2 separate regions of the Homo sapiens genome follow, and region 1 is linked to region 2. Evidence: chromatin contacts called from ENCODE Hi-C or POLR2A ChIA-PET data. All regions are on one chromosome and are shown on one strand. Each heading gives the region's core, a stretch centred on a gene start or an enhancer-like site at or near the end of the contact. The rest is flanking DNA. Distances are from core to core; before and after follow the strand shown.

Evidence for each region. Hi-C counts contacts between places; a loop is a spot of excess contacts on that map. ChIA-PET counts read pairs that join two places held with the same protein, here RNA polymerase II (POLR2A). Pooled maps may share reads with other maps.
Region 1: a pooled map shows a loop between it and region 2 (2.9-fold over the local background). The contact joins the promoter of ADORA2B here to the enhancer-like site in region 2. A Hi-C loop is called at or near these places in 6 of 168 maps with a recorded cell type or tissue (CD14-positive monocyte, Calu3, PC-9 and 3 more), 5 of 37 single-sample maps with no recorded cell type and 13 of 50 pooled maps. POLR2A ChIA-PET finds 5 or more read pairs at or near these places in 6 of 52 experiments (A549, BJ, HEK293 and 3 more).

The regions. Positions count from the first base shown.
Region 1 is chr17:15,942,681-15,946,584 of GRCh38, reverse strand. ADORA2B (adenosine A2b receptor) reads right to left here and starts at 1,455. Exons shown (of 2, transcript NM_000676.4): 1 at 1,002-1,455. The coding sequence starts at 1,336. RefSeq lists an enhancer at 638-1,452 and a silencer at 1,280-1,899.
Region 2 is chr17:15,885,215-15,889,590 of GRCh38, reverse strand. It overlaps a transcript of ADORA2B not described here. Among named protein-coding and RNA genes, the nearest start is that of ADORA2B, 58 kb to the left of the region's middle. Within about 2 kb of position 2,595, at least 4 of the 41 ENCODE cell types and tissues checked have a DNase peak (open chromatin) inside an H3K27ac peak, as active enhancers do; they include CD14-positive monocyte, where a contact is called at or near this core.

The DNA of each region.
Region 1 (3,904 bases), core at 206-2,705, 58 kb before region 2:
TCCCTTCCTTCCTACTCTGTGATTTAGTTTCCCTGTCTCAGCTCCAAATTTAAAGAGATCTCAAGCTCTCCTCAGAAATGCCAAAGTGGCCCAGGCACCAAAGACAGAGAATAAATACTTTCAACAAACTCTCAATGTTGAAGTCATCAGCTCCAACTGGGAATCCACTCTGGTCGCTGGCTGACTCCATCCCCTGAATCCTAGATTTTCTCAGTGTGGGAGAAAGAGTGGACAAGTAAGTTCGCCACCATTTTCTGCACTTCTCAGCCCGCTCCCAACAGGGCAGCAGGAGATAAATAGTTACACAAGGGCAGTGAGGCTGTAAGGCCGTTTGCCAGACACGAGGAAGCATTGTAACTCCTTTTAAAAGTATATAATCTGAGTCCGTAGCGTTCCCCAAAGTTAACGGACACCTTCCCCTGGGATGGGCCGGGCCGCCTCTCCGCAGCAGACACGTTCTGAAGCTGGCTCATGCGTGTCCATTCTGACGGTGCGAATGCCCAGCGTCCAAAGTTGCCTTGCCCTTAGTGGGAACCTCCCGGGCCTCCGGGAGCCGCAGCACTCACGGGACTGCCGCTGCACCGCCGCTGCGGGCGAGTGTTAGGAACGGCCTTCGTGGCAGGAGTGGAGATGTGATCACCAAAACTCCCGCGCCCCGGGCTCCACCCGCCCACGGGGGTGACGCTTTCCCCGGGGGTGACGCTTTCCCCGGGGTTTCCACGGCGCCTCCCCGGGCGCCGGGGACCGCACTCCCCGGACCCCCTAGAGCTGTCCCTACGCAGATCTCCTTAGAGCGACGCGCATCTGGGATGTCTTGGGTGCCCGGGCGCACTGGTCTAGCGTTGCGGGGTGGCCAGGCTGGGAACCAGCCCTCCAAGCGCCCCGCGCGCCCCCAGCCTGGCCCGTCTGGGGCCCCCGAGGGAGGAACCCCGGCCTGGAGAAGACGACCCATTTCGGAGCTCCGACGGGGCCCCGAGTTCGGGCGACGCCGAGCGCCTCACCTGAGCGGGACACAGATGGCCAGGTATCTGTCGACTGCCACGGCCAGAAGGCTGAAGATGGAGCTCTGCGTGAGCACCAGCACGAAGCAGGCGAGGAAGAGGCAGCCGTAGAAGTCAGTGCAGAAGCCCAGGCTGATGGTGATGGCAAAGGGGATGGCGAAGAGCCCCACGGCCACGTCGGCCGCAGCCAGGGACACCAGGAAGTAGTTGGTGGGCGTCTGCAGAGTGTTCGCCGTGCCCACCGCGGCGCACACCAGCACGTTGCCCGCCACCGAAAGCGCGGCGATGACCAGCTCCAGCGCCACGTACAGCGCGTCCTGTGTCTCCAGCAGCATGGCCGGGCCAGCTGGGCCCCGGGCGCCCCCTACCGAAGGCGCGCCGGGCGAGGGGCAGCCGCGTGAGACCCGCCGGGCATGGCCATAGCGCCCGGACCGCGCCTCCGCCTGCCGCTTCTGAGCCTCGGGGCTGGGGCGCTGGTGGCCGGGACCCACGGGTCGGGGCCCCCCGCGGCCAAGAGGCGGCACCCATTGGCCCGCGCGCCCGCCCGTCTCGGGCTGGGCGGAGCACCACCCACTCGCCCGAGCCCAAAGTTCGCGCCCGCGCGGGGCCCCTCCGGTCCAGGCGCCGTGCCGCGTCTTGGTGGCGGCGGATAACTAACAAATTGCCCCAACTTCCCGTCACGCTCGAGCTCGGAGGCTGTGTCCCAGTGCTCGCACTGCCTTCCAGTCCGGGCGACTCCTGGGATGGGGCCGGGCTCTGCCCGGGGCGCCAGCAGGTCCCAGGAGCCGCCGCGAGAGGACCCCCCAGGGCCGCGCAACCCCGGGCGGGGCGAGCTCACTCCAGGCTAACCCTGCGCACCCCGGGCAGGCCGACTGGATGGGGGGCTGCCGGGCAGGCAGGGAGCCGAGGCCGCAGTCCCCGCTCGTGCAGCAGTCTCGGGCAGCGCAGCACCACCGGAGCTGTCTCCAGGCTGCGGGGCCGGACTGCAAGGAGCCCTCGGGGGCTGCAGCCCCCTCCGGCCGCCTCCCAGCGAGGCTCAGCGCTGTTCTCCACCCTCGCCCGCGCCACTGCCCCTACGGCCCCGCTCTGCCTTCTACCTTAAGACAAGCTCGTGGCCGTCCCATCCTCGTCCACCGCCCGAAAATACCAGTGTTCCCCGGGCCCTCTTTTTTCTTTCCTTCACACTCACCCTGGATCGGCACAGGCTCCCGAGGCCTCCCACGTGGCCCTCACACCCTTAACTCCCAAATCTCTTGCTTCAGCCCTAACAGCCTCCTGAGGGCCAGATCCTAACACCCCACTGCCGACTCTCGCCAGGAGAGAGACTGGTGCCCCCAAATCCAACAAGACCAAAACCAAGCTCATCTCTAATTCTCCCCAAACCTGTGCTGCCGCCTTTTCCTGGGACCCTGTTCGTTATTGACCTGGCAACCCTCACCCACCCTAGGAAGTTTGCTGACACCCTGAGCCTTCGCCTTTCTCCACGTCCCAATGATCAGCAGTGCTGCTGGTTCTGCTTCCAGAGACTTGCTTCCTTTTACCCCCAAAGTCCTGCCCCGAGTCCCTCCTCACCACCTGCTTCTACCATCCCTCCCTCTCTGCCTGTGGGTCCTCAGCTTCTGCAGCCCTCACCAACACCATTGTTCTAGAGCACTCCTGGCCACGCTATTTCACCACCCGAAAGCCTTTGCTGACAGTCACCAAAGAGGATGGGTAAGGAGATTTTCCAGCAACAGGAAAAGATGCTTGTAAAATCATGTAAAGCAAAAATCAAAACATGGGGTGACTGCTAAAGGGTAAAGGATTTTGTAAAGGATTTTTTAGGGTGATAAAAATTTTCTCAATGTGGTGATGGTTGTACGGTTCTGTGGATATACCTCAATGCCACTGAACTGTACACTTGAAAGGCATGCATTGTGTGGCACATAAATTATATCTCAATGTAGCTGTAATGACGACAACATGGCTCACGCCTATAATCCCAAAACTTTGGGAGGCCAAGACAGGAGGAACATTTGAGGCCAGGAGTTCAAGACCAGCCTGGCCAATGTAGGGAGACCCCATCTCTAAACAAACAAATAAAAAATAAATCAGCCAGGCACGGTGGCAGGTGCCTGTAGTCCCAGCTACTTGGGAGGCTGAGGCAGGAGGATCCTTTGAGGCCAGGGGTTCGAGGCTGCAGTGAGCTGGGATCATGCCACTGCATTCCATCCAGGCTGGGCAAAAGAGGGAGACCCTGTCTCTAAAAAAAGACAAGAAGAAGAAAAACCCCTCTGCCCTCCACAGGCATAAACAGTCACATCTGCCCTTGCACCAACGAGGACAGCAAAATGTCAAAAACACACACAGTAGACCTCCTAGCTGGGTGGGATGATTACAGGGAATTTTTTTTTCTATTTCCCTTGAGGTTTTGTTACTTCCATAATGAAAACAGTTGATTTATATATCAAAATATTGGCAAGCCCACACATTCCGTGTCCTGGTCACGTGAGTTCTGGAATCACCTGCTCCACCAATCACGTTCCCACAGCAGTTGACACAAACTTCTGCTGCCACACAGAAGGCCAGAGAGATCAGGCAGCTCCTCCAATAGCACTTCCTTGGAGTGGCAGAGGGCAAAGGGTTAGAGGAGGCTTCCTGGGGTACTGGCTTTTACAGAGTGAGGGAGGCTTCACAGTGGGGTGGTTCCAGCTATACCAGGCAGAGGTGGTAGTTAGGAGTTTGCCCAGGGGTGCCATGCCCAGGAGAGTGAAGAGAAAAAGGCCTAGTGGAGAAGGCTCTGGCTGCCAGGCTGGAGAGCTGGGCCATCCTGCTGGGATGCCAGTCCGCAGAGGTCACAGGACGGGGCGGGGATGGTCAGAGCAATATCCAAAGGAGTGAGTGGAGATTTTGCAGAGGGAGAG
Region 2 (4,376 bases), core at 1,346-3,845:
AAAAATTTTATAAAAAACAATCTATTACTCCATTTGCTAATCTTCAGACATTCCTGTAAAGCTCATGGCAAAACTGATGTTCTGATTTTTGATGGGTGTGCTATATGCAGCACCTTCTAGGTACTTATGTTTTTCACTAATTATTTGATACATGTCAACCTAAAAGGTTGGACCTGCGCATTTCTACATTTTCTAATGTGGTCAAAGAAGTCTGGGAAGGACAGAAAATAGCAAATTAATAGATTTAGTATCCAAAAAGATTTCGATATGCCAGAAATAGGAACCAAATTAAGTGAGCTGAAATTTAACTTGATTCTTCATCTTAATGTGTGAGTGTTTAAATTTTTTCACAATGACCAGCTATTACTTTTACAAATTACACATTTGTAAAAATAATACACATGATTAAAAATATTAGTGGTGGGCTGGGTGTAGTGGTTAATGCCTGTAATCCCAGCACTTTGGGAGGCCGAGGCAGGTGGATCACCTGAGGTCAGGAGTTCACGACCAGCCTAGCCTGGCCAACATGGTGAAAGCTTGTCTCTATTAAGAATACAAAAATCAACTAGGCGTGGTGGTGGGCACCTATAATCCCAACTACTGGAGAGGCTGAGGCAGGAGAATCGCTTGAACCTGGGAGGTGGAGGTTGCAGTGAGCCGAGATAGCGCCACTGCACTCCAGCCTGGGCAACAAAGTGAGACTCTGTCTCGAAAAAAAAAAAAAAAAAAAAAAAAAAAAATATATATATATATATATATATATATATATATATATGGCATCACATACAGATAAAACAGGCCAATGTGGATTCCAAAGTCATGAATAAATAAGAGTTCTAGTAATTATATGATTCTGTGTCAAACAGATTGTGAGGGAACGCCTTCTCCTTTTTATTCCAAAAATTTTGAAGAAGACTTGGCTGTAAATGACAGAAGCAAGATGCAATTAAATCCTTGCTAGAAAGGCAGACCTTAATGTTTTTACCTTATGTGATAGGTTAAAGATGTTACAGATTCTGGGAAATCCTCCACTTAAGAGACGGAGTCCAATTCTTTTCCCCTTGAATCTGGGCTGGCCTTAACAATTTGCTTGAATGAGGAGTAAGTGACTTGGGACTCAGAAGGCCAGTTCCTAAGAAGCTTGAACTGCCTACCCAGGATTCTTGGAATGCTCTCTTGTACCCCTGAGGCTCCTGGGGTGTGTGGAAATTCACACTGGCCAAGTATATAGGCTGCATGGAGAGAGATGGCGACCCCACAGTCCCAGCCGCAGCCATGAGGGCTGGTGACCAAGGAGCAGATGGCAGTCATGCCCAAACAAAATGAACACTGTTGTTAATTCTAATCCACTGTGTTTCAGGGTGGTCTGCTCTACAGCAATAGCAACCAGAACACCTGATCTGATTTCTTTCGTATCTGCTGCAAAGGAGTGAATCACATGTCTATGGTGGTTGAAAGCAACCTATTGTCCCCCAAGCAAATAACTCTGGGGTTCCTTGGAATTCTTTTCCAATTCTGATTCTGTTCATATTATTGTTTTAGTCACCTTATTTTATATGGCTCATTATCTCCCAAATCAAGTTTGGCAACTTCTGCTTATCTTTTTTTTTTTTTTTTTTTTTTTTTTTTTTTTTTTTTTGATGGAGTCTTGGCTCTCTGTCGCCCAGGCTGGAGTGCAGTGGCACGATTTCGGCTCATTGCAAGCTCCGCCTCCCGGGTTCATGCCATTCTCCTGCCTCAGCCTCCCGAGTAGCTGGGACCACAGGCGCCCGCCACCAAACCTGGCTAATTTTTTTTATTTTTTTTTAGTAGAGACGTGGTTTCACCGTGTTAGCCAGGATGGTCTCAATCTCCTGACCTCATGATCCGTCTGCCTCAACCTCCCAAAGTACTGGGATTACAGGCGTGAGCGACCACACCCAGCCTATCTTTTAAAATTTAAAAAAATGCAGACCTCCTAAACCCACTCAGTTCAATGTCATTACTACTCTGAAACACGAGCTGCAGGCGCCATGCTCATAGCTGTTTCCACTGTGTCTTCCCTTCCGCAATGCTAGGGTGGGCAGAATGACGTGTGAAGGGGGCCTTCATAGCACCTTTCCAATCAGGCAGGGCAACCTGCCTTCATCAGCACTCTTTCTTTAAACTTTCTTCTTGTTTATTCTTCCAGGTGAATTTTTAATTATTTTGTTAAGTTCAAGAATAAAGAAAGTCTGTTGGGATTTCAACTGGAGATTAATTTGGAATAATTTGCTTTTTAAATGGTTCCTCTCACTATCTGCACTGACGGCACTTGGGGTTTGAGACTGGGAAAGAGGAGACAGTGACCACGGTGAGCTGGTCCAGGAAGCAGTGCCCTTCCCTTTACTCCTCTGTGGGCAAGAGCCTTCCCATGGCAAGAGGACGGCTGCGTCCCAGAGATGTTCAGGCAGATGCTGCACAGCCTCTCCCTGGAGACAGAATCACAGGAGATTTACATCTCAGGAGTGGCTGGGCCCTATCTTTCTTACTTCCTCTGTTTTCATTTGACAGACACTCAGGAGGCCCCACCCGCAGCATTTCCTCCCTGAGGTTCCCTGGCTTTGGCATCGTGACACAGGGTCTGGTTGCCTTGCAAGCACGGGCCAACACCTCCTGCCCCCTGGCTGGGTCCACTTCCTCTGGCCCACCAGCAGCTCAGGCAGTGCTGGCCCTGCACAGCGCCTGAAGGCAGGCGAAACCCAGTGGCTCAGCAGGGGCCTCTGGTTCTTCTGTGGCATCCTGAGAGCAGGTCTTCTCTGTGCTCTCAGTTCAGGACCCACATGATTCCCTGCCATCTTCTGTCCCCAGGACCACACTCCAGGCCTCTGGACAAACACTTTCCTGGAATTTTCTTCCTCTCCTTTCTTCTGCCTTTCTGTTAAGTTTGCTACCTCATTTTCATAAATTCCACTCTTCTTCCTTGCTTGCTGCTTCTAAAAAAGGTCACAGCTATGCACAGCTCTGCTGGCTCCTCTCCTCGTGGAGTCACCCACGGTCAGTGGACTGGCAGTCCCCCTAAGCCCCACCCTGCTCCTTGCTGAGCATTTACCTGTGTCCAGAAGGTCCCCCAAGGAAACGCCGGAGACACCTTCTCATGAGCCACCTGCACGACTCACTAGTGGTTCAGCCCTCAAGGCTGGGAGTAGAGTCCACACAAACATTTCCAAAGCCCTCCATGCATGAGGGGCTGACAAGTACACCCACAGGGAAGTGTGGTTCTACTGCACGTGGTTCACCCATGCTGTGGCACAGGCAGGCAGGACAGCCTGAGGTTGGGGTGTACGGGAGGCAGGATGAATTCTGGGGCTTCAGGAAAGGGCGAGCCACTACAAGATTCCTCATGGAGTTCTGGGAGCCTGGGAGACAAAAGTCTGGTTCTTTCTTTCTAATAAGTCCTCACTTAATGGCACTGAGAGGTTCTTGGACACTGTGATGTTAAGTGAAATGGTGATGTGCTGTGTGACGAAACCAGTTTCACTGTAGGTTAACTGATATGAGCCACAGTTGAGTTCCCATGGCTTATGGTATATGGTTTCACCCAAAGCTGCAGTTTCCAGGAACCAACTGGCCACGCTAAGAACTGAGCTGACATCAAATTGAATGAAGCCCCTGGCTAACCTAAATGTCCACTGCTCTAAAGAGTAACAAACCAACCCAAACTGTGACCAGCTCCTCCTTCTCTCATTAAAGCAACTCAGTGTGACTTCAGGAAAATGACTCAACTTTTCTGCCTTTAGTTTTCTCATCTCTCAGATGAAGTGGCTAGATTAAGTTAGTGGTTCTGAAATAAACAGTTATGAAAACTGTTCTTCCAACTTCACATTTCTGCAGAGGTTTTTTTTTGTTTTTTTTTTTTGATACGGAGTCTTGCTCTGTTGTCCAGGCTGGAGTGCAGTGGCACAATCTCGGCTCACTGCAACCTCTGCCTCCCAGGTTCAAGCAATTCTCGTGCCTCAGCCTCCTGAGTAGCTGGGACTACAGGCACATGCCACCATGCATGGCTAATTTTTGTATTTTCAGTAGAGTCGGGGTTTCACCATGTTGGCCAGGCTGGTCTCGAACTCCTGACCTCAAGTGATCTGCCCACTTCGGCCTCCCAAAATGCTAAGGTTACAGGCGTGACGCACCACGCCTGGCCTGCAGAAGCTTTTTTAAAGGTAGGGTTTGCAAACCACAAAATCCAGTGATCCTTTATTTTACAACCTTCTGTCTATGTTTGACCTTGCATTGCCCCAAAGAACAGCCAGCAGCCACACGTGGCTATTTAAATGTTAAAATCTTAAACAAATTTACAAGAAGAAAACAACCCCTTTAAAAAGTGGGCAAAGTACATGAACAGACACTTCTGGAAAAGA